Regions from separate parts of the Homo sapiens genome. Here region 1 is linked to region 2. The links are chromatin contacts, found by Hi-C in ENCODE. All regions are on one chromosome and are shown on one strand. The core of a region is the stretch at or near the end of the contact, and the rest is flanking DNA. Distances in the headings are between cores, read along the strand shown. Region 1 overlaps CD276 (CD276 molecule). Region 2 holds the start of BBS4 (Bardet-Biedl syndrome 4).

What was found. Hi-C counts contacts between places; a loop is a spot of excess contacts on that map. Pooled maps may share reads with other maps.
Region 1: a pooled map shows a loop between it and region 2 (9-fold over the local background). The contact joins the enhancer-like site here to the promoter of BBS4 in region 2. A Hi-C loop is called at or near these places in 4 of 50 pooled maps.

The regions. Positions count from the first base shown.
Region 1 is chr15:73,692,456-73,699,550 of GRCh38, forward strand. All of the region lies in intron 1 of CD276 (CD276 molecule), which reads left to right. Among named protein-coding and RNA genes, the nearest start is that of CD276, 12 kb to the left of the region's middle. RefSeq lists enhancers at 3,638-4,149, 4,150-4,662, 4,593-4,887, 4,663-5,173. Within about 2 kb of position 4,721, at least 14 of the 41 ENCODE cell types and tissues checked have a DNase peak (open chromatin) inside an H3K27ac peak, as active enhancers do.
Region 2 is chr15:72,682,886-72,689,825 of GRCh38, forward strand. BBS4 (Bardet-Biedl syndrome 4) reads left to right here and starts at 3,322. Exons shown (of 16, transcript NM_033028.5): 1 at 3,322-3,366. The coding sequence starts at 3,343. HIGD2B (HIG1 hypoxia inducible domain family member 2B) reads right to left here and starts at 3,297. Exons shown (of 3, transcript NM_001350932.3): 1 at 2,933-3,297.

The DNA.
Region 1 (7,095 bases), core at 3,471-5,970, 1.0 Mb after region 2:
CTCGGTGAAATAGGATAATAATAGTACCTACTTCACAGAATTGTTGGGAAGCTTAAATGAGTTAATATGTGTAAAAGCATTTAGAACAGAGCCTGGTGCATGGCTTTCAACAAAACTGGCCTATGTTATTATTATTTGATAAAAGCAAAATAATATATATAACATGGGTAACTTTTGAAGCATAATAATAAACATACCTCCCAACTTGAGAATGAGAACCCCTGTAGTTGAATATTTATATGTACGATTCTTCATCTCCATTCATATTGCATGCATGGCCAATGCCTGGCATGTGGATCATGAATAAGCATTTGTTGAATGAATAAATGAACAAATGCCAGAAGACTTGAGACAGGGAAATAACCAGTTTTATGGGGAAGATGGTAGATTATGGGAACAACAGATCGATAATCTTGTTCTTAATCCTTGACAAAGTCCTGGAACCAATGAGCACTTGAAGAAGAGCCCACTAGTAGGCACTTGCATGGCTTCACTGGGGTTTTGAAAATGCACTTCTTTTCTTGTTCTTCTCCAGTTGATTGGTCCCCAGCCAGAAGCAGTGAAGCTTCTCATGACAGCCCTGGGGATGAGATGGGTAGATGGGAGCTGGGTAGCAGCACAGGTAGGAACACTCCTAACCCCGGTGTACTGAATGGTGGATGGACATTGATCATCCAGGGACAGATGGTGCTGTGGGCTTTCCTATTCCTGTCCTCTCCCTGAGGACCTTGATGACACCCAGACACCAGCAGAGAGAGGAGAGTAACCTTTTCAGATGATATTCATTCATTCTTTTTTTAATCCACCAACAAATTATTGAGCATTGTCTATGCACCAGAACAGTCAAAAGAGTACTTCAAAAGATCACGACAGGGTTACACAGCATTGTAAATATAGTTAATGCTGCCGACTTATACACTTAAACCTGGATAAAATGGCCAACTTCATGTTATATATATTTTACAACAATGAAAAAAATGTTGTGGCAGTTGGAGGAATGGACTCAGTTTAACTGGGTGAAATGGAATAGTAACAAATGAAATATCCTGTAAAACTCCTCCCCATTCTGAACTCCATCAGAAGAGGATGGCAGAGGTGTGGATTAGCAGCAATGAGTGTGAGTGACTTCTGATGGTTGGCTACAGATTTGATAGTCTGTTATTTTGGGTTATTTTGGTGAATGGTGTGACATGGCTGCTCAATGGTGACTTCGTCAAGGAAGATCAAATACTTGCAGGGCTTTGATAAGGAAGGGGGCAGACTCATTCTGTGTGGTCCAAGGGGTCACATGAGGACTGTTGTGGGCTGTATTGGGAGACAAATTTGGGCTAAGTATAAGGTAGAGCTTCTCACCGATGAACGCTGTCCAAAAGCAAGTGGATAGCCCATGCAGGCCATGGGTGCCCATCACGGGAGGGCAAACAGAGATTGTGTGTATGCGGTGGGTGGGGGGAGGGGCAGGGAAAGGTTCCCTGTTCTGATACTTGATCATTAATTTCTGCAGTTTCCCCAGAATTTGTTCTCATGGCATCATCTCCCTCAGTGACCCCACCTTTGGTTCTGTCACCACCACTGCACGAATGACTGCCATGTCCCTCTGTTCTGAGCTGCAGCTCAGTGTGTCTGGGAGTCCATAGGACATTTTGGTGTGGATGATCCATAGTCGAGCTCAGTAGGAACTGATCTTCCCCCTCCACGTGCTTCATCTCCAGGTCTCCTTGTTATGTGTGTCCATGTTTGCCCATTGCTCAAGCCTTCAGTGCCCTCTTGACACCTTCAGCCCCTCCCTCAATACAAACAGTCCCCAAGCCTGGTCACTTCTACCCTTGACATTTGTCCAAAGCTGGGCTCAGGCATCACTCGGTGACTCTGATGAGATAGTCTCCTGTTCGTATTTTGAGATACCTATTTTAGATGTGGTTTCCTTTTGTGGCTCTGAGCAGTGGCAATGCTCATCGGGTACGGAGACGGGGAAGAGAAGGAGGGAAAGTAAGGGTGGGATGGCTCCTTAGTTAGTTCAGATGCTGTAAGAAAGGCCCAAAATAGCAATGACTTATGCTGGAAGAGATGTTTATTTCTCACCCATGTGACCATCTGGGTATATCCAGGGCTGATACTACAGTCCCTCAGGGTTCTTCTGTCTGCTGCTCTGCCGTCCTCAGGGTGTTGCCTTTGGCAGTATGATCGCCACACACACCACATCTATGTTCCAGCCAGTGGGAAGGGGGAGGGGAAAGGGAGGGGAGGGCATGCTTCTCTCTTTCAGGGCATGACCCAGAAGCTGTACACATCAGTGTACACATTGCATGGCCACACTCAGCTGCAAGTAAGGCTGGGATCTGCAGTCGTTAGCTGAGTGGCCGTGTGCCTAACTAAAAATGCTATGGAAGAAGGGGAGAGCTGGGTGTGCTGGCAGCACCTGTAGTCCCTGTTACTCGGGAGGCTGAGGCAGGAGGATCACTTGAGCCCAGGAGTTACAAGGGTGCAGTGGGTTCTGATTGCACCACTGAACTATGATGGTACCACTCCAGCCTGGGTGACAGAGCGGGACCCTGTCTCTTAAAAAGGGAGAAAATGGGTGTAAGTGGACAACAACTAGCAGTTTCTGCCACAGTCACTTTGTGCATTTCAGTGGGAACTGTGTGGCTGTGAACTGGTTAAGCCTTAAGGATATAGTCCCTGAAAGCTTCAAGTACTGATAAAGTTCCACTAGCATCCACAAAGCTTTTCTTTTATAGGTAGGAACACTGAGCTCAGAGAAGTTGCCTAGTTAAGATTGCATAACAAAGTGTCAGAGCTGGGACCAGAACCCCACACTTTGGGCTCATTTTCTAGAATTCCAGGGTGATCTGGCTGAGGGGCAGACAGGCAGTGTCAGGAGGACGGGTCTCTGGAGTTCAGGAAAGGGTTACCTTTCCCAGCGCGGCTACCTGGGGAGCTGCTCATGACTTTTCAGGGATCATCTCTGGGGTTATCATGCCTCTGAGGTGCCTCCAATTCGCCCTGACCATATCATAAATAGTATACTATACCAAACTGCAGTGATCTAACTGCATGTCCCCCTTCCCTATTAGAATCTGCTCCTTGAGGACAGACGTGTACCTTAGTTATCTCTCTGCCCCTAGTACGTCCCTACCAGGAACTCCGTAAGTAGTGAAATGAATTACTAAAGACATGAATGCATGTGGATTCAAGGACTCCTTCGGTTGCAGACAATAGAAACTTAGTTCAAACTGGTTTAAGGGAAAAAAAATGATTGGCTCAAATATCTGGGCGGTCTAGGTCTGCAGCTTGCTTCAGGCATAGCTGGATCCAGGGACTTGTCTGACATTTTCAGAACTTTGTGTCTTTCTGACCCTTTTTGTCCCTTTGTGGGAAGTGTTGCCCAAGGAGCCCCTGCGGGGATTGGGAGGAAGTAGGGGGTTAGGAGGAAGTGGAGTGATGTGGGTGATTATGGTGGGGGGCAAGGAGACCCTCTTGGGCATCCCCAGGCCCAGGGCATTTTGGCCCTGAGCCCAGGTGCAGTCTGGATTTGTTGTAGCTTTCTGAGGGCACATCTTGGGTCATCTCTTGGGAGCCTCCCTGTGGCCCTGCTTCTGCAGGGTTGGATGCCCTTGCTGTACCTTAGGCTGAGGACAGCCTGACCCCTCTCTCCTGCTGCTCTGTGAAAGCCGAAGGTGCTCTGTGGTTTTGGGATAGAGCAGGAAGGAGAAGGACGAGGAGTGGGCACTGGCAGGTGACTCACCGGGACGGGTGGCACATGCTGACTCCAGGGCAGGTCCCGGCTGGGGATGAGATTCCCCTTTGTGGAAAACATGGGTGGAGGGGGTGGTACGCAGGCAGCATGAGGCCTGCGTGGCTCCACGTGGCTCTGGGTCCCGGGCCGACCAGCTCTGTGTTCACAGGACACTCTCCCATTCTCCAGGGAGCACTTCCTTTCTGAGCTCTGTCTCTTTCTCCTGTCCTCAGCTCCTCCAGGCCCAGCTGTCAGCGTAGGGGTCTCTGGGTGCCGTGGACTCTTCTGGTCTCTTTGCTTCTGGGCTGTCAAACTGCTTCTCTCCAGGGCAGGTTTCCAGGATCCAGAGTCTAGGAAAGGAATGAAAGGGAGCAAGTCCAGGGCGCAGCCCTGGAAGTCCCTCATCTTCCCTCTGGAGGGAAGCGCAGCTCGGCCCTGGGAGAGCCTGGGTAGGTCTGATCAGGGGAGGTGCCCTCTGCTCCCTGTACCTGCCCAGAGTGGCAGGAATTAGCCTGATATATGAAGGAGACAATTATATGAAGAGTCTTGAGTACCAGGCAGAGGAATGGGGTCTGACTTCTATAGTGAATGGGGAGCCATGGGAAGTTCTTGAGCAGGGGAGGGACATGAGCAGATTCCTGTCTTAGGTCCTAAGAGAAGGCACCTTAGAGAATGGGGCTGGCAGGGAAAGAGAGGAGCAAGCAGGGCCAGTGAGGGGGGTGATGGGTCAGGGTGGGAGATGGAAGCTTGAGAAGCAGTGTGGAGAGTGAGGGAGGCGGCCCAGGAAGAACCCACAGGCCTTGGTTCTGTCTGGGGTTAAAGAGAGGCAGGGAGATGTGGAATCTGGGCGTTCGTTCATCCTTAGCCCTGGTGCTTCCCGCAGGGGTTGGGCAGGTCCTGCAGGCAGCTGCCTGCTGGATCTTCCTGTGGGCCTCAGGGTGGCCCTTGTGGGGCAGGATGTGGTGCCTGCCAAAGGTGCTTTATGAATGGAGCCGGGGAAGGCTGCTGACTCAGCAGGCAGTAAGGCTTTGAGGCCGGAAGCGTCTGGAAAGGAAGTGGCTGCTCAGGGCTTCCCCACTGTAGACAGCTGGGAGAGAAGGGGGGCTGGCCAGGATGCACATGGTTTGGCTGAGGGACTCCCTTGGCCCAGCTGCTGGGGGTGTGTGTGTGTAGGAGTGGAGGGTGGCGGGGGGCGGGTGTGCCTGGCTGGGATTGGAAGGATTGAGGCTGGGCGCCTGGAATGGAATTGAGGCTAGCAGCTGTTGATGAGGTTTGCTCCGTGGAAGGGTGGAAAGGTGTAGCAGAATTGGACTCTTTTTGGCTGTGCTGACTGGCAAATTACTTGACATTAACAAAGTCACTTATCTGGGCTTTAATTTTTTTTTTTTTTTTTTTGAGACAGAGTCTTGCAGTATCGCCCAGACTGGAGTACAGTGGCGCGATTTCCACTCACTACAACCTCCGCCTCCTGGGTTCAAGCAATTCTCCTGCCTCAGCCTCCTGAGTAGCTGGTATTACAGGCCTGAGCCACCACGCCCAGCTAATGTTTATATTTTTAGTAGACACAGGGTTTCACCATGTTGGTCAGGCTGGTCTCAAACTCCTGACCTCGTGATCCACCCACCTCGGCCTCCCAAAGTGCTGGGATTACAGGCATGAGCCACCACACCCAGCCATGGGCTTTAATTTTTTAAAGTCCTGCAAAAATAGGACCAAGTGTTACAGCCTATCTCCCAGGGTATTAGGAGGACGTGAAATCATTTCTATTCTTGTTGATCAGTGTTGGTTGGCATAGATGTGGCTTGATCAGGACATGGCACAAATGTTTAGGCAGCAGCTGTGGGACTCAGGGACAAGGTGTGTGCAGCCTGGAGGGTGGCTGGGATTGGGAGCAGGGCTGGATTTAGGGATGTCTGCCCTTCTCATCCCCAGCTCAGGCCTGACCTGCAGCCACAGACTTGCCTCTTACTCAGTCCTGACTCCAGCCTTGAGGTCATCCCCAAGTCCTTGCCTCTTCCACTTCTGATCTGTCTTGGTCACTCAATACAGATGTGTTAAGCTAGCAAATGTTCTCTCTCTGCATTCCCACACTCATACACCTAGTCGCCTCCTAAAACTCTGTCCTAGAAGCTTCTTTGCAAATACTGCTGATTTCACACAAGCTATACTGAACCCTTCCATTTTCTCTGCCTCAGTGAATGCTCCACCCTGTCACTGAGGCTCAAAACCACGGCCAACCTGACTGCTCTTTCTCTCTACCCAAGTCCTCAGATACTGTCACTTTTACCCAGACATGCTTTGTCTCCTGTCTGGCCCTTCATTTATTCCACCACTATACCTTCCTACAGGGATGGCTATATTAGCCTCTTTTTTTATTTTTATTTTTTGAGATCGAGTCTGGCTCTGTCACCCAGTCTGGAGTGCAGTGGTGCAATCTTGGCTTACTGCAACCTCTGCCTCCTGGGTTCTAGCAATTCTCCTGCCTCACCCTCCCAAGTAGCTGGGATTACAGGTGCCCACCACCATGCCCAGCTAATTATTTGTATTTTTAGTAGAGATGGGGTTTCACCATGTTGTTCAAACCGGTCACAAACTCCTGACTTCAAGTGATTCGCCTGCCTCAGCCTCCCAAAGTGCTGGGATTACAGGCATGAGCCACTGCACTCAGCCTGAAATAGCCTCTTAACTGGCCTCTCCCTTGCCCTGATACAATCCAGTCTATGCTGAGGAGCTAGAGTGGGTTTTAAACATTGTTACCTAGATTATGTGTGATTAAAATGCTCCCCAGTGATTCCCATTACTCATAGAAAAACCCAAATTCCTCACTGGTCTCTCAAAGCCCTGCTTGATCTGGCTGAAACATACCCTCCCATCAGATAGCGGGTGGAGGTGCTGTCAGATTAATCTTCATGAAGCTCAGCTCTGACCGTGTATTTCCCTTATTCAGGAAGCTTCAGTGGCTCTCAACTGCCTTTAGGATACATTTCACACCTGTCAGCCCATCTCTAAGTCTGGCCCCCACAGGAGCTCCTGCTCTGCCCTACCAGCTACTGTCTGCCAAATTGATCTGCACACATCCTAGCCCCAGAGCAAGCCAACCTTGCCTTCACTTGCCGCCTTGCCTCCTCTTCCTTATATTTGGATACTAACATCTTAGCTGAAAGGGTGGATCCCAGCTGCCCCCTACCCCATCTTCCCTGTCAGGCCTCCCCAGGGACTCCCTGCCAAGCATCTGTCACCAAGATTCCTCAGCAGGGGGCCCGGTGGGATATGGGAATGAGGACCTCCCAGTGGGCAGTTGCAGCCTTCCCCACTCTGGTCCAGGAGAGATGAGGCAAGAGATGGTCTGGGGAGAACCT
Region 2 (6,940 bases), core at 2,072-4,571:
GTTTGGAATTGAGGAGTAAATCCTTTATAAGGAGAATGCTGCAGTCTATTCGCTATTCACCGCTGACCAAGCTGCCACCTGGCCCTCCTGACTGCAGCAGGCACCCCCAGACAGTCATGTAAATGGACTAGGCCTGAGTCTGTAGTTCTTTGCTCTGAAAAAGGAGACGTAATGGCTTCTACTTTTTATCATTTGGTGGAAATAATAGAGGAGTTTTTCTAGAATGTTTTTTGATCTGGTGGTTAAAGGGAACTTGGACATTTAGTCCCTGAAATAAATTGTTGCATCTTTGAAGGAAAAGATGAAAGTAGTTTCTTACACTTTAGTGAAGAAGCCTTTGGAAAATTTTGTTCTGGATGTTGTATATTCTCTGTAGAGGAGTGTTGGGGATTCCCCACATCAGCAGAACTAAAGGGTAACTGAAGAGAACAGGGAGTGACATGTCAGATTGAGAATCAGTCTTTTGAAAGTGGCAAAAAGAATATGTGTTAAAAGAAAAAATAGGGTAGAAGATAAAAAGAATAGGGCAGAAGATATTAGCTTCAATTCCTCCTTTTTTTTTTTTTTTTTTGATCCTTTGGAATGATTTCTTCCTAGACTGCCAGTGTTGCGTAGTAACCCCGCCCATGAAGAGGACTGGAATACTGAAAAACTGCATGAAACTAAGCGCTGTGGGTTGGGCGGGGTGGCTCACGCCTGTAATTCCACACTTTGGGAGGCCAAGTTGGCTGGATTGCTTGAGCTCAGGAGCTTGAGACCAGCCTAGGTAACATGATGAAACCCCATCTTTACAAAAGATACAAAAATTAGCTGGGTGTGGTGGCATGAAGCTGTAGTCCCAGCTACTCAGGAGGCTGAGGTGGGAGGATCACTTGAGCCTGGGAGGTAGAGGCTGCAGTGAGCCGTGATTGTCCCACTGCACTTCCGCCTGGGCAACAGAGCGAGATCCTGTCCCAAAAACAAAAAAACTAAGCACTGTGGATTAGAAATTAATAATTTTTCATCTTTATATCTTTTTTTTTTTTTTTGAGACAGTCTTGCTCTGTCTCCCAGGCTGGAGTGCAGTGGCACGATCTCGGCTCACTTAGGCAAGGTGTTTAATTAATCTCTGAAAAGTGGAGAATTTAGCACCAGGCATGGTGACTGGTGCCTGTAATCCTAGCTACTTGAGAGGATGAGGTGGAAGTGTTAAAGGTGGAGGGTGTCCAGGTTCTTGGTGTCTTGAAAAAAGAATTGGACAAAATGCACAAACAAAGCAAGGAAGGGACAAGGAATTTACTGAACATGAAAGTACACTCCAGTGTGGGAGCGGGCCTGAGCTTAGAAGTTCAGTGGCTCCGTTACAGAATTTTGGGGAGTTTAAATAACCCCAGAGGATTCCATGGTTACTTCGGGTATGCCTTATGTAAATAGAGAAGATGAAGTAAAGTTACAAAGACATTTATGGCCTATGCCCTATGGACAGAATATTACCTGTTATAGCTGAAGTGTGAATTGGCCTTATGTTCCCTACCTCCAGACCCTATTTTCCTGCCTCAGGAGGATTACTTGAGCCTAGGAGTTCAAGTCCAGTCTGGACATCAATAGTGAGACCCCTGCCTCTGAAAAAAAATTTTTTTGAGACAGAGTTTTGCTCTTGTTGCCCAGGCTGGAGTGCAATGGGATGATCTCAGCTCACTGTAACTTCCACCTCCTGGATTCAAGCAATTCTCCTGCCTCAGCTTCCCTAGTAGCTGGGATTACAGGAGCCGGCCACCACGCCCGGATAATTTTTTGTATTTTTAGTAGAGACAGGGTTACACCATGTTGGCCAGGCTGGTCTTGAACTCCTGACCTCAGGTGATCTGCCCACCTCAGCCTCACAAAGTCCTGGGATTACAGGCGTGAGCCACCGAGCCCAGCAAATTTTTGTTTTTTAGACGGAGTCTCCCTCTATCGCCCAGGCTGGAGCACAGAAATGCGATCTCGGCTCACTGCAACCTCTGCCGCTTGGGTTCAAGTGATTCTCCTGACTCAGCCTCCCGAGTAGCTGCGATTACAGGCGGGCACCACCATGCCCGACTAATTTTTTGTATTTTTAGTAGAGACGGGGTTTCACCATGCTGGCCAAGCTGGAAAATTTTATTTTTAATAAATGAAAGGCAGAGTATTTATCTGAAAAAAGTGGGAGACCAACAGTCTCATGGGATTGTTATAAAGATTAAAAGAGAGAGTGTTACTGAAATACTTAGAAGAGCTGTTATTCTATTGCTGTCCTTTCCCCTTGTATTTGGATAGATTACCGTACTTGTTTCTTCTATGTAACTCTAATTGTCAGTGGGGTTCTCCCTCTCTTAGAGGCCTGGAGAAACTTGTCTTAAATGCTTTCCCAGTTAATGAATTGGGAGAGGCAGATTTTATGTCTAAATTACAAGGGCGAGACTTAAAAGTATGAATTGGGGCTAATGTCAGTGCTCAGGTGCAGGGATCCTCCGTTTTGTTCATCACACAGCTCCCGGCACTTTAATAAATGAGGCTCAAAGAAACGACGGGCTTAGGTCATGCAGTAGTCAAATTCAGAACTCATGTTTGATTCCAAAGCCCACACGTTTTCCTAGTTTAGAAACACTAAACATTTAATTCACCGCACCGGGGGCCAGACAGGTAATGGAGAACGCCTTAAGTATGTTAGGAAGGGAAGTTATCTACAGTCGCAGCCGCTATTCAGATCTATTTCACTGCCTTGCAGAAAACGCCGACTGTCGTCTCTTTATCCCATGGCCGATTTCTTGTGAAATCTCCTAACTTTTAAATATTTCCAATCAAAAGACTGCCGTTCAAATGCAGCCCACCAGGAGCATGTTTGCAAACTCTGGAGTAAACAAGAGTGGGAAGCTGATAAGGTGAGTACCTCAGTTCGATAGTGACAGCCAAGAAACGGGGAGTTTTGTACCTAAGGCGAGAAAGAAATTCTCCGCCGAAATCTCCCGGAAGAAGGACTGAATTAAATGCAGATTAGAGTCAGGGCAGGGTAAGGTGGCGGGAGAACTAGGCTGCCATCCCAGGTGGCTGGCCTACCAGCCAGCGCGGCCGGAGGTACAGACCATGTACAGACCACGGCGAGGGGTGTTAGGGGCTTCTCGGGATAAAGGCAGCGAGTGGCTGCGCATTCCCTCCCCGACTCTTTCAGAGGTAAGCCTTCTGTGGAGCAGACCCTAATCCTCCCCCTGATTCCTTAGGTCACTCGGCGATTTACTTCCTTCCCCCGCTTCCTCACAGTCCTCCACAGCCCTACGACTTCCGCTTGCCTCGTCGTCTGGGAAACCGCCGACTTCCGGCCGCGCAGCGGTGGGCTGAGCTAAAATGGCTGAGGAGAGAGTCGCGACGGTGAGCGCCGAGATTCTCTTTAGTTGCCCGGCCGCAGGGCAAGGCAAGCTGGCGGGTGGCTTTTGTCCCATGCAGCGGTTCCTGGAGAGAGGCGGAGCTGGGTGCCGAGCGTCTCAGGGTGGGCGGGGCGACACGGTCCCCTTTTTACTGTCCCGGGAACTGGTCGCCTGGGGCAAGTCTGGATACTTAGCAGCACAGGTCCTGTTCTAGGACTGTAGTCCCTCTTGGGGTGCGCTGGACGGAGAAGGGAGACTTTTCACCAGTAATGGCTCTTACCGTAGTGCCATCTTTTTCTGTCTCGGGGGTTTGGAAGGTAATGACTAGCACTTGTGTAGACAGTTCCTGTTAATCCCGTGAATTGGGAATTTAACATGCCTGGAAGCTTGCAGCGTCACTGCCTTCTGCCAGTGGAGCGGGACTGTGTTTTTTCTGTGGTGATTAAGTTTAGGAAAGTACGGTTTTGGAATTCATCTGAAGGCTGAGTTGGGCGTTCACTCCACAGAACTGCTAATATAGAGGAACCCGATGAATTCAGGATGACCTAGTCGCTATTTTTTGAGGCATATATCTATAATTGGATCTAATTTCGGTAAAGTGCCAAGTGTGAAGCTTTGTTTACCTTGCTTTAGTGTTGGGTTTGAAAGCCTGTTCTGTCCATTTGTTAGAATGATTTTAGGTATTCGGAATTTATTGTCTTTCGAAAAACGCCCTGGAAAACAGTACAAATAGCAGCCTTTGGCTGTTTTACAACTTAGTTTTGGCTAAGCAGCAAGGTTAGTGTTATTGTTAGAGGGCCTTTTGTTTGTTTTCTACTCTCATTTGCAGAGTAGTCATATTATTCTAGTCTAATTAGAAAACTCTGAAGACAGAAACTTTTTTTTTTGAGACGGAGTGTCGCTGTTGTCGGCCCGGGCTGGAGTGCAATGGCGCGATCTCGGCTCACTGCAACCTCCGCCTCCCAGGTTCCAGCAATTCTCCTGCCTCAGCCTCCGGATTAGCTGAGAATACAGGCGCCTGCCACCACGCCCGGCCGAAACATTTTTATTAAGCTAAGAAATTTAAAATAGCTAGGCCGGACGCGGTGCATCACGCCTGTAATCCCAGCACTTTGGGAGGCCGAGACGGGTGGATCACTTGAGGTCATGAGTTTGAGACCATCCTGGCCAACATGGTGAAACCCCGTCTCTACTAAAAATACAAAAATTAGCGGGGCATCGTGGCGCTCGCCTGTAATCCCAGGTACCTGGAAGGCTGAGGCAGGAGAATCGCTTGAACCCCGGAGGCGGAGGTTGCAGTGAGCCGAGATCATGCCATTGCACTCCAGCATGAGCGACAGAGACAGACTCCTTCTCAAAAAAAAAGAAAGAAAAAACAGATTTTAAAATAATTAAATAGGCCAGGCTCAGTGGCTCACGCCTGTAATCCTAGCACCTTGGGAGGCTGAGGTGGGTGGATCGCCTGAGGTCAGGAGTTCGAGACCAGCCTGGCCAACGTAGTGAAACCCTGTCCCTACTAAAAAAATACAAAAAATTAGCTGGACGTGGTGGCGGGCGCTGGTAATCCCAGCTACTAGGGAGGCTGAGGCAGGAGAATCGCTTAGAACCCAGGAGGCAGAGGTTGCAGTGAGCCGAGATCGTGCCATTTCACTGCAGCCTGGGCATCCAGAGCAAAACTCCGTCTCAGAAAAAAAAAAAAAGTAAATAGCATGGTTAATGTTACTGGGTTTTAAATATTAAAAACATAGGAAAGAAAATACTTCCACTCCAGCCTGGGTGACAGAGCAAGACTCCGTCTCAAAAAAAAAAAAAAAAAAAAAAAGAAAATACTTCTAAGTAATCTTAAAGTGTAAAAGATAATGGGTAACATAACATTGCTACAAATATAGCTTATCCTCTAGTGCTCATCACAAGTGTTTGTGTAATAGAATATGAACTTGAGTCTGTGACGGCAGAATTGTCATGTACATTTGAATGTCTAATACTGTTTTAAAGAGAATAGCTTTTGTTTCGATATGACTTAGCAATTAAGCCTGAAGTTAACTGTTTTCATTGTTGTCAAATTTATTGCTAGTAGTGTTACGTTTATAGTAATTTTCATCTTTTCAAGTTACCAATGCATGGAAATGTGAATTTCTGTCCTTTTAGGAAGTGGTATTTTATCTTTTTTTTTTTTTTTTTTTTGAGACGGAGTCTCACTTTGTCGCCCTGTCTGGAGTGCAGTGGCGTGATCTCAGCTCAGTGGAACCTCTGCCTCCCGGGTTCAAGTGATTTTTCTGCCTCAGCCTCCCGAGTAGCTGGGGTTACAGGCCCTCACCACCATGCCTGGCTTATTTTTGTGGAGATGGGGTTTCACCACGTTGGCCAGGCTGGTCTTGAACTCCTGACCTTGTGATCTGCACGCCTCGGTCTCCCAAAGTGTTGGGATTACAGGCGTGAGCCATGGCCCCCTGCCTTATTTTTTAATACAATTAAAAGAACCCAGTAATCCTACTCCTAGACCTGTGTCCCACAGAAAAAAGTGTTAAACATGAGCGTGTAGTACTAGGGCATTCGTTGTAGTACTATCCGTAGTGGCAAAACGCTGGAAGCAAATTAAATGCCCATTAATAGGGTAATTGATGACTTCAGATATTTCCATACTGTGGAATATTATGCAGTCATTAAAAAGAATGTTACAACTAATTGCTTTTCCTCTCAGAAGCCCCTCTCTCTCACTAGAGAAAGCTGTTCTCCTTTCTTTCTTCTGCCTATTAAACCTCCATTCCTAAACTCAGAAAGAAAAAAAAAAAAAGAGAATGTTACGACTAATTGACTTGGAGGGACTTCCATGGTGTACATTTAAATAAAAGGTAGATGTGAAGTGGGGTATATTATGTGATCTTAATTTCATAACACAAAGGAAAACATATAGATCCGTAGATAAGGATATATGGATATGGAGGAGAGAAAAGGAAAAGACTCAAAACTCACAGAATTTTTGAAGAAATGTATAGCTAAAAATCTAAGAAGGCTACAGTCAAGGCCTTGAGGCCAGAAGACACCCCATCAAAACTGAGTAAAACTAGCCCAGTGTGGGACGCAGAAATTCTAGTATGCTACCAAAATTACTTACGGATTGCTACCAGTTCCTTAGAAGGAAAACTGAGGACTAATATTTGTATTTTCAGTATAGTTTAGAATTCTTAAAAAATGAGCAAACAGGCTGTACTTGGTGGCTCATGCCTGTAATGCCAGGACTTGTGGAAACTGAGGTGAGAGGATAACTTGAGTCCAGAGGTTTGAGACCAGTCTGGGCAACATGTTGGAGCCCCATTTCTACAAAAAACACAAAAATTAGCCAGACGTGGTGGCACGCGCCTGTCTTCCCAGCTACTGGGGAGGATCATCTGAGCCTGGGGGAAGTTGAGGCTCCAGTGAGCCATGATCATGCCACTGGACTCCAGCAGGGGCAGAGTGAGACTTTGTCTGAAAAAAACAAAAAATGAATGAGCAACTAACTCTGGCTTTCATGATTTGTGCTTATAAATCTTTTTATTTATTTATTTATTTATTTATTTATTTATTTATTTATTTAT